Linked DNA regions of Homo sapiens: all the other regions are linked to region 2. The links are chromatin contacts, found by Hi-C or POLR2A ChIA-PET in ENCODE. All regions are on one chromosome and are shown on one strand. The core of a region is the stretch at or near the end of the contact, and the rest is flanking DNA. Distances in the headings are between cores, read along the strand shown. Region 1 has its middle 250 kb from the start of PTEN. Region 2 overlaps PTEN (phosphatase and tensin homolog). Region 3 overlaps LOC101929727 (a long non-coding RNA gene).

Region 1 (2,700 bases), core at 23-2,522, 180 kb after region 2:
ATTTTTAGACATTTCCAAATATTCTATATAAAACACAGAACCATCAAGAGAAATTCATACCTCATCTGATCACAATCTCCTGGTTAACTTCCTTCACTGTGGACAGCGCTTGGCCTGCATATCCACACTCCTTTGCAGCCAGCAGCTGCCTCTTCTCTTGATGCTGCCTTTTCGTTGCCTAGCCAGGAACCAAGGCTCTATCTGCCCAAGGCTCTATCTGCTCTATCTTTAGAGAAGAGCCCTCAGATTCCAGGGAGCAGCAGCTCATTTTTAGTGAGGTTTCCCCTGTACCTGGGCTGGTCAAATATTCTCCCTCGGCCTTTTCTTCAAGATTTTTTTTTCCACTCGTGTGTGTGTGTGTGTGCATTCACACACATGTGCATGGCCATTGCACCCCACATAGAGCCCCAGCCTCATCCAAATTGCTGGTTCTTCTCTTCATTATTCTCTCTTTTTCTCATCCTCATCCTTCCTGGATTCTTCCAACAAATTCCAAATTTCTTTCCCATTTGGTATTTAGAAAACATAAGCTTGAACCACCAACTCAATACACTGTGAGCATCTCACAATTTCTCCAAATTCCTTGGGGATTACTGTCTTGTAATCACTCCTGGCTTCTAACTCCTGCTTTTTAAATTTGTGGCTCTATGCTTTCTGTTGTTCTAATCCATGTTGACTCATACCTGAAATTGAGCCTCTTCCCTGAGTTCACCAACACAAACAAAAATCCCCACTTATTCATGAAAGTTTGCAGAGAAGATTTTAGAGTAGACTTAAGAGGAGGATGGAGACGGTCTTATTGCAACAGCACACAGCCACATATGAAAATAGTCATCCAAGTTCTGCCTTCCCATCCCTGAGATTTTTCACTGGCCATTGCACCCCACATAGAGCCTCAGCCTCATTCAAATTGCTGGTTCTTCTCTCCAGCCTTCTCTCTTTTTTCTCATCCTCATCCTTCCTGGGTTCTCCTGACAAATTCCAATTTTTCTTTTTAGTTATGCGGAGCAATTCAACTCTTCCCTGCCTTTCTTTCCACATCTTGCTCTGGGTCCATTTTGCATATCCAAACTCATCAAGGTACGCAGCAGATTCAAAGGGTTTCTTATTTATGAAGAGCTGCTCTCCATGGAAGGCAATTGTGGTTTAAGCAGCATTTCCTTCTCCTTTGTAAGCAAGTTATTCAAGAAAAGGCCAATAGGAACTGATGCCCTGTGTGTCATCCAAATAAAGAATCCACAAAATACCAAAACTAGGAGTGGCTTTTCTGAGGACCTACTCATTGTCTACTTACTGTCTATTTTGAGAGGGCAAATGGCTCAAAGAATCCTATGAGCCACTGAAATCAAACTGACAAAGCTTTTAGAGTCACTTTGCCTCCATAGGGCAACTAAGAGCCCCTGAGCTCTGTTTGCCCTTCTACTGGGGGTGTCTTTCCATCCTGGGTGAACTAGCAGTTTTCATGAGCTTTTCTCAGCATGAAACTTATTAAAAACAAAACAAAACAAAGAAAAGAAATCATCTTTCCACCTTTTGCACTGGCAGCGGTAGAGCTGTGTTGGCAAGGGAAGATTTACTGGGCCTGGAGTTGTTCTTGGAGCAGGTTGCTCTGTGGAGGGAATCTAGGAGTGAGAAAGAAATCAGAGTCATAGAATGTGCCAGTGGAGGGGTCCTCAGACAGCCCACAGAGAAGCGCCTCCCTTTGTAGCTGAGGAATCCTAAGCCCAGAGCAGTGAAGCGACTTATTTGCCCAAGGTCACACATCAAGGCTGTGTAATTTATGGTTCATTGTTCAATCTGGCTAGGGAAGTAGGAGCCCCTTGGTCTGCCCTGGCTGCAGAAATAGGCCCACATAAGGGGTGTCGGGGCTGCTTTAGAAAACCCACAGCACTTTGAATCAAGGAAAAATGAGTCAATTGGTTCTTCTTCTTCATTCTTGAACTTTAAAAATCTGAGTTGCGGTTCAGTATTTGAGGTGGTATGTGCATTTGGCTGAGGGGGCGGAAGGTGACAGGGAGGATTCAGAAGATGGTGATTAGGTTCTTTGAGATGTCTGGGGGAGGAGGAAGAGCACGGAAGGAGGTGGGTTCCTCCCTAGTAGTGGAAAAAGAAATGTAAGTGGGTCAATTTGATGTCAGCTCTTGCCCTTCTAGACTGCAATGAAAAGAATATGCAGTCAAGTTTTTCTTTGGCAGAATGACTGCTATGTACACTGGAATCAGAGAAAAAAAATGTTGCATAGGATGGTTTGTAGTAGAGAATCTGTTGTGACCAATTTAATTCAGCTCAACAAGAAATTGTCAAGCAGTGATTATACACCCATCACAAGGTCAGATGTCTTGTGGGGAGCAGGAAGAAAGGCTCTCCAGTATCACTATATCCAAGACCTGACAGTCTTATTAAGAAATTGAGACCCACCTACATGGAACAGATAAAAAATTGGATTCAATAGCTTAAATGCCAAAAGTCTTGGTACCGAAAATGTGTATTCTGGAAAGTTATGAGGAAAGGGGTTGGGGGAGGGGTCATGAGGAAGTGAAACCTGAGCCAGAGTGAAAGCTGTTTGTTTTGGGGACTGTGTCTTCTTCTGTGTTTTCACTAGAGAGAGGCTTTGTCCATAATAGGTGCTCACTAAAAACCTCCTCAGTGATGGAGGGAAAGTAGGTGGGCAAAAACAGAAGAGAAGATGCAGAGGTGGTC
Region 2 (2,700 bases), core at 201-2,700:
AACAACATTCAGTTTTTCTTTACTGTCCTTATGCTTTTACTATTTTTAACATATATCTTTTTGAAGAATAGTTTGAGAATTATGTATGCTTAACTATGAGATACAGATACTATTGAAACTAGTCAGTTGTTTATAGGTACTTGTAAAATTAAAAATATATTCCAATAGCATGCAGATTTTTCATAGAGGAAATTTGAAAGCATGGAAGCACCTGAATTTACAGTACTCTGTATTAGTGGCATCACAAGTTTTTAAGCAAATGTATTAGCTCTAATTGCATACACTTAATCTTTTAAGCTTTGGTTTTATTATTATAATATGGGGGTGATAACAGTATCTACTTAATAGAATTCTTGTTATTACATGAAATAATTAATGTTAAACACAGCATAATATGTGTCACATTATAAAGATTCAGGCAATGTTTGTTAGTATTAGTACTTTTTTTTCTTCCTAAGTGCAAAAGATAACTTTATATCACTTTTAAACTTTTCTTTTAGTTGTGCTGAAAGACATTATGACACCGCCAAATTTAATTGCAGAGGTAGGTATGAATGTACTGTACTATGTTGTATAACTTAAACCCGATAGACTGTATCTTACTGTCATAACAATAATGAGTCATCCAGATTATCGAGTGAGATACATATTTAAGAATTATCTTTAAAAATTTCAAAAATTTTAATTTTACTGTTGTGTTTTAGGAAAAAGTATTGCATAAAGCTATTAATATTGTCAGGAAGACTAAAGTGCAGCATAGACTAAGAATTAGGAAAATTCCTAGACTAAAAATAGTATAAGGAGAGGGTTTACCTACTATTTGAGGCAGTTGGTCTAATAGTAAGCAATCACAGGGAGAAAGCAGAACTACTTAACTCTTCTGTGTTGAGGAATGACATAAAAGGTAGGAAAGGATATAACAAATGTTGATAAGAGGAGTCTGATGGATGAGAGGAGGGAACTGCTTTAAATGAGTTTCTACTTCAGACATAAGTTAATTCTCAGAGCCCACAAAAACTTTCACTTTTATTTGTGAAATACAACTCAGTTCTCATGGCTTAACACTTTAAACCATGAGAAAACTGAAGAGTTGAGAAGCTTGGCAGATGCTGCTGTGATAGTCAAAAAGAAAGTGGGTGCCATGAGCTACTATTGATGTATTTGCCATTGATCCCTCCTGAAAATCTAGAATGGACTTTCAGACAAATGGTTTGAAAATTCTAAATCACTAATGATTGAGATTTAGTATAGGTTTACTAAGAACGGGTTTTTTTTGTTTTTGTTTTTGGTGGATTTAGGCTGTTGCTTACTAAGCAAAGCAGGCTTTAGTTGAGGTTTATCTTGCTTTAAACAGATATTTAACAGATTTTCCTGGAGGTTTTTGTGTACCACTGGGAAAATGAAGTTAGGCAGATGACTAAGTGAAAGCTGTCCTGCTGACTCCTTATAATGATAGTCATTGTCTACCAGAAGATCTCTCCTGTCACACCAAAGGATAATTGATTATATCCTGTACCATATTATGAGTCACCTGATTGGAGATATAAGACATACTTCTCACATATTTAGATGACACAGGTTAGTACATTGAATATCAGCCAGGGTTTTTAAGGATCTTAATAGAGTGGAACTAAGGTAGAAACTATTAAGAGCAATTAATAGTGATATATCTATAGTCCTGTTTCTAAACAAGTTTTTTTAAAAACCTCAACTCTGACTATAGTGAACAGAGAAGTCTTGGACTCTTACAATTCATGTGAGAAGACCTGAAACTTTGATAACAATTATATACATTTTGTGAGTAATTTCTTTGGTGTATGCCTTCACATATCTCTGGTATGTGACCTATGCTGCAGTCCATTGAGCATAGATTCCCAGAATGTATTCTCCTGCAGAAAATGGAGGAAAATAATACTTGGCTTCCCTAATGATTACATGTGTATACAACACTAACATTTGCAAGACCACCTTTAAATAACACACTTAGCATTTTTATTTTATGAAATGTAATATGTAGTTCTTTGCATAGTTTATCCTATTAGTAATCTATTCTGTCTTTGGAATATGTTTTGTGATGATGAAATAAATACTATAAATAGTATTATTCCTTTTGCATTGAGAGTCCTGACGAAATGTCCATGTGACAGTTCATTTTGGGTTTAGCTCTACCTCTAATATGTGACCTATGCTACCAGTCCGTATAGCGTAAATTCCCAGAATATATCCTCCTGAATAAAATGGGGGAAAATAATACCTGGCTTCCTTAATGATTATATTTAAGACTTATCAAGAGACTATTTTCTATTTAACAATTAGAAAGTTAAGCAATACATTATTTTTCTCTGGAATCCAGTGTTTCTTTTAAATACCTGTTAAGTTTGTATGCAACATTTCTAAAGTTACCTACTTGTTAATTAAAAATTCAAGAGTTTTTTTTTCTTATTCTGAGGTTATCTTTTTACCACAGTTGCACAATATCCTTTTGAAGACCATAACCCACCACAGCTAGAACTTATCAAACCCTTTTGTGAAGATCTTGACCAATGGCTAAGTGAAGATGACAATCATGTTGCAGCAATTCACTGTAAAGCTGGAAAGGGACGAACTGGTGTAATGATATGTGCATATTTATTACATCGGGGCAAATTTTTAAAGGCACAAGAGGCCCTAGATTTCTATGGGGAAGTAAGGACCAGAGAC
Region 3 (2,700 bases), core at 18-2,517, 220 kb after region 2:
ATGAGGTAGGTACATTTGTATGTTGCTGAATTGGGCCATAGTTCCTCAGTTTCTATTTAGAAAATAAGGTCTCAGTTTCAGCTGATTTTAGTGCTAAAGTTTTAGAGCTGGGGCTGTGATTTAGGGAGGAGTGGGGACAACAAAGAACAGAGAGGGAAAGCCATTTGATAACAAAGAGATCCTCACTTCAAGGATAACCAGTTCCTCTCTACTACAGGAGATATCTTCTGGAACATTAAGGTGTGAAGAGGGGAGACTAAGATAAGACTTAAAAAGAGTAGGCTGCACTCATTAGGAATACTGTATTTGCTGGGCTGTATCAGCAGCAGAGGCTTCTGAAGAAATGGGCTCTCTCAGTTCGGGCCTTTGAACCCTACTCATCATCCATAATCCTACTCAAATGTCACTGTCTCTGGGAAGCCTTCTCTTTCTCCCTAGGCCTCACCTACTTAGCAGATTATCAAGGGCATTGTAGAATCCATCAAAGCATCTGAGGCTATTGTTGATACAGCCAGAACTCAGTCATCACTTGCTGAACACTTGAGTTTAGGCCAAGAATGAGAGAGATCTTGGAGAATCTTCCTGGGGTGGTTCTTCAAAGAAACTGCAATCTTTGCCTGCATAATCACCTCACTTCTCCACCTGGTTATGGCCATGGGAACATGACCACCATGTGCTACTAGAAAAACTTGCATCCATCTCCTATCACATCTTTTTTTCCGCAGAAGATTACTGAGATTGTGAAGTATGAAATCATGCTTCACCCACCACCACTCCAGTGATGGATGTGCCAGCGTATGTGTGTGTGTGTGTGTGTGTGTACTGCTGAACTGTCCTAGTGAAGTCCCATCTCACCAGACACCTCTCTGTGTATCATGTGACAGTTTCTTCGTTTAGAATACGGGGCCAGAGCAATGTTTGCCATCCAGGAAGCTGTGGAGAAGAGCCACAACGTGCCAAACCCAAGTGAGCATGCTAAGGAACAAGCAGTGATAACGTTATCCCAGGAGCAAAGTTCTGGTCAATTTAGTCTATAATTAGGTCAAGTTCTCTCCCACTTCCACCTCTGGTGTGTCTCTAGGAAATAATTTGCCTACCATGGTTATGTTGGGGCAGTCTCTGTTCTTCTGGACAGCCTTGGGGTGTAGCCTATGAAATAGGCCAGGATGAGCAGTCTGTATGAGCTCTTGGCTCATTGTTTAGGCTCAGTAATAGCAACCACATGGCACTGCAGAGGCCTTGCCATGCCTGGAGGGCTTGGGCCCTGCTCTTATCCAACAAGATCTGACTACAGCCAGACTGAAAGTGACATGGCCTGCTTAGTAACCTTCAATATCCTCTTACGGGATTCTCTGACTCAGAACTCACAGACAGGATGTGATCTCAGCTCCTCACATACCTTCCAGGCACATGGGCATGGTTGCATGTTTCCTCCAGTTTTAATTGGGGTGAGAAAAAATACTAAACATGTGTGTGTAGGAGACCAAGAGGAATTTCTTAGGGAGGATCTTGAAGATCCTTGGGGAGCTCCAGAGGACAGAGCTTTTGCTTCCTGACTTTTTGCTCTATTGTCTAGATCCCAGTAATTTATCCAGAGGTAACTATGGGCTTCTGGCTGGTCTCCCTGCCTTGAGTCTCTTAACCCCTCATTATCTGCCCAGAAATGTTAGAGACACCACCCTCAAGCACTGTTTCTTTCTGTCAAACCAAGTCTTCCCTCCCACATCCATTCTGGTCAGCAAAGTTATCTATTAACTTACCTGTATTCCATCTTCCCTACCTCTTACCATTCCTTCCTTTTGCTTCTCTATGGCCCGTTGGTCAGTCCCCTTGTAGTTCACCTCCTATAGCTCACCAGTTCTTCCAACTCAAAGTGGAATTTAATCCTTACTGGGAAGGCTTGCTTGTTCCACAGAGACCTTCCTAAAAATACTACCATCAGCACCAGCATCACTACCATCATCGATTTAGCACATCCTTCATGCCGGGCATTGTGTGAAGGACCTTACATGAATTATTCCATTTAATCCTCGTAGTAATCTTATAAAATAGTTACTATTATTATTTCCACTTTATGAAGGAGAAAACAGAGGATCAAAGAGATTAAGCCAGTGGTCAAAGACCTCAAGCGTATTAATTTCTAGCTCAAAGGTTTGAGTTTAGAATTGTGTGACATCAAAATGGACTCTTAACTGTGATGATATAAAGTTTCCCTATCCAAACCCATGTGCTTATTTTCTTTCCTTGAATTCCTTCAGTGTATATGTTTAGGATGCCATCTTTGGGCATTTGAATTGTTGGAGACTGGGAGGAATTTTTTAAGATTAGATGGTCTAACACTTTTTTTTAGTAGTTGATAAAACTAGCCTAGGCAACATACCAAGACCCTGTCTCTACAAAAAATAGAAAAATTAGCCAGGCATGGTGACACACACCTGTCCTTCCAGCTACTTGGGAGGCTGAGGCAGGAAGATTGCTTGAGCCTGGGAGGTTGAGACTGCAGTGAGCCATAATCGCGACATTGCACTCCAGCATGGGCAACAGAGCGAGATGCTGTCTCAAACAAACAAAAACAAACAACAAAAAAGACAAAGAAGAAACTGAAAATTAGAAGGACAAAGAGACGTATCTAGGATCCTGAAGTGGATTAATGGATTCTTGACTCAGGCACAATGCAGTGCTTGTTGTAGTATAGGATAT

The links. A loop is a pair of places that touch in the nucleus more often than their neighbours do. ChIA-PET counts read pairs that join two places held with the same protein, here RNA polymerase II (POLR2A). Pooled maps may share reads with other maps.
Region 1: a map with no recorded cell type shows a loop between it and region 2 (5-fold over the local background). The contact joins two enhancer-like sites. A Hi-C loop is called at or near these places in 12 of 37 single-sample maps with no recorded cell type and 3 of 50 pooled maps. POLR2A ChIA-PET finds 5 or more read pairs at or near these places in 4 of 52 experiments (AG04450, B cell, HEK293T and 1 more).
Region 3: a loop to region 2 is called in a pooled map, with 2.3 times the contacts of the local background. The contact joins two enhancer-like sites. A Hi-C loop is called at or near these places in 2 of 50 pooled maps. POLR2A ChIA-PET finds 5 or more read pairs at or near these places in 2 of 52 experiments (GM12878 and activated CD4-positive, alpha-beta T cell).

Annotation. Positions count from the first base shown.
Region 1 is chr10:88,115,484-88,118,183 of GRCh38, forward strand. No RefSeq gene overlaps it. Among named protein-coding and RNA genes, the nearest start is that of PTEN, 250 kb to the left of the region's middle. Within about 2 kb of position 1,273, at least 2 of the 41 ENCODE cell types and tissues checked have a DNase peak (open chromatin) inside an H3K27ac peak, as active enhancers do.
Region 2 is chr10:87,930,546-87,933,245 of GRCh38, forward strand. It overlaps PTEN (phosphatase and tensin homolog), which reads left to right. Exons shown (of 9, transcript NM_000314.8): 4 at 501-544; 5 at 2,468-2,700. Among named protein-coding and RNA genes, the nearest start is that of PTEN, 68 kb to the left of the region's middle. Within about 2 kb of position 1,451, at least 3 of the 41 ENCODE cell types and tissues checked have a DNase peak (open chromatin) inside an H3K27ac peak, as active enhancers do; they include GM12878, where a contact is called at or near this core.
Region 3 is chr10:88,151,629-88,154,328 of GRCh38, forward strand. All of the region lies in intron 1 of LOC101929727 (a long non-coding RNA gene), which reads left to right. Among named protein-coding and RNA genes, the nearest start is that of PTEN, 290 kb to the left of the region's middle. RefSeq lists an enhancer at 1,016-1,155. Within about 2 kb of position 1,268, at least 7 of the 41 ENCODE cell types and tissues checked have a DNase peak (open chromatin) inside an H3K27ac peak, as active enhancers do; they include GM12878, where a contact is called at or near this core.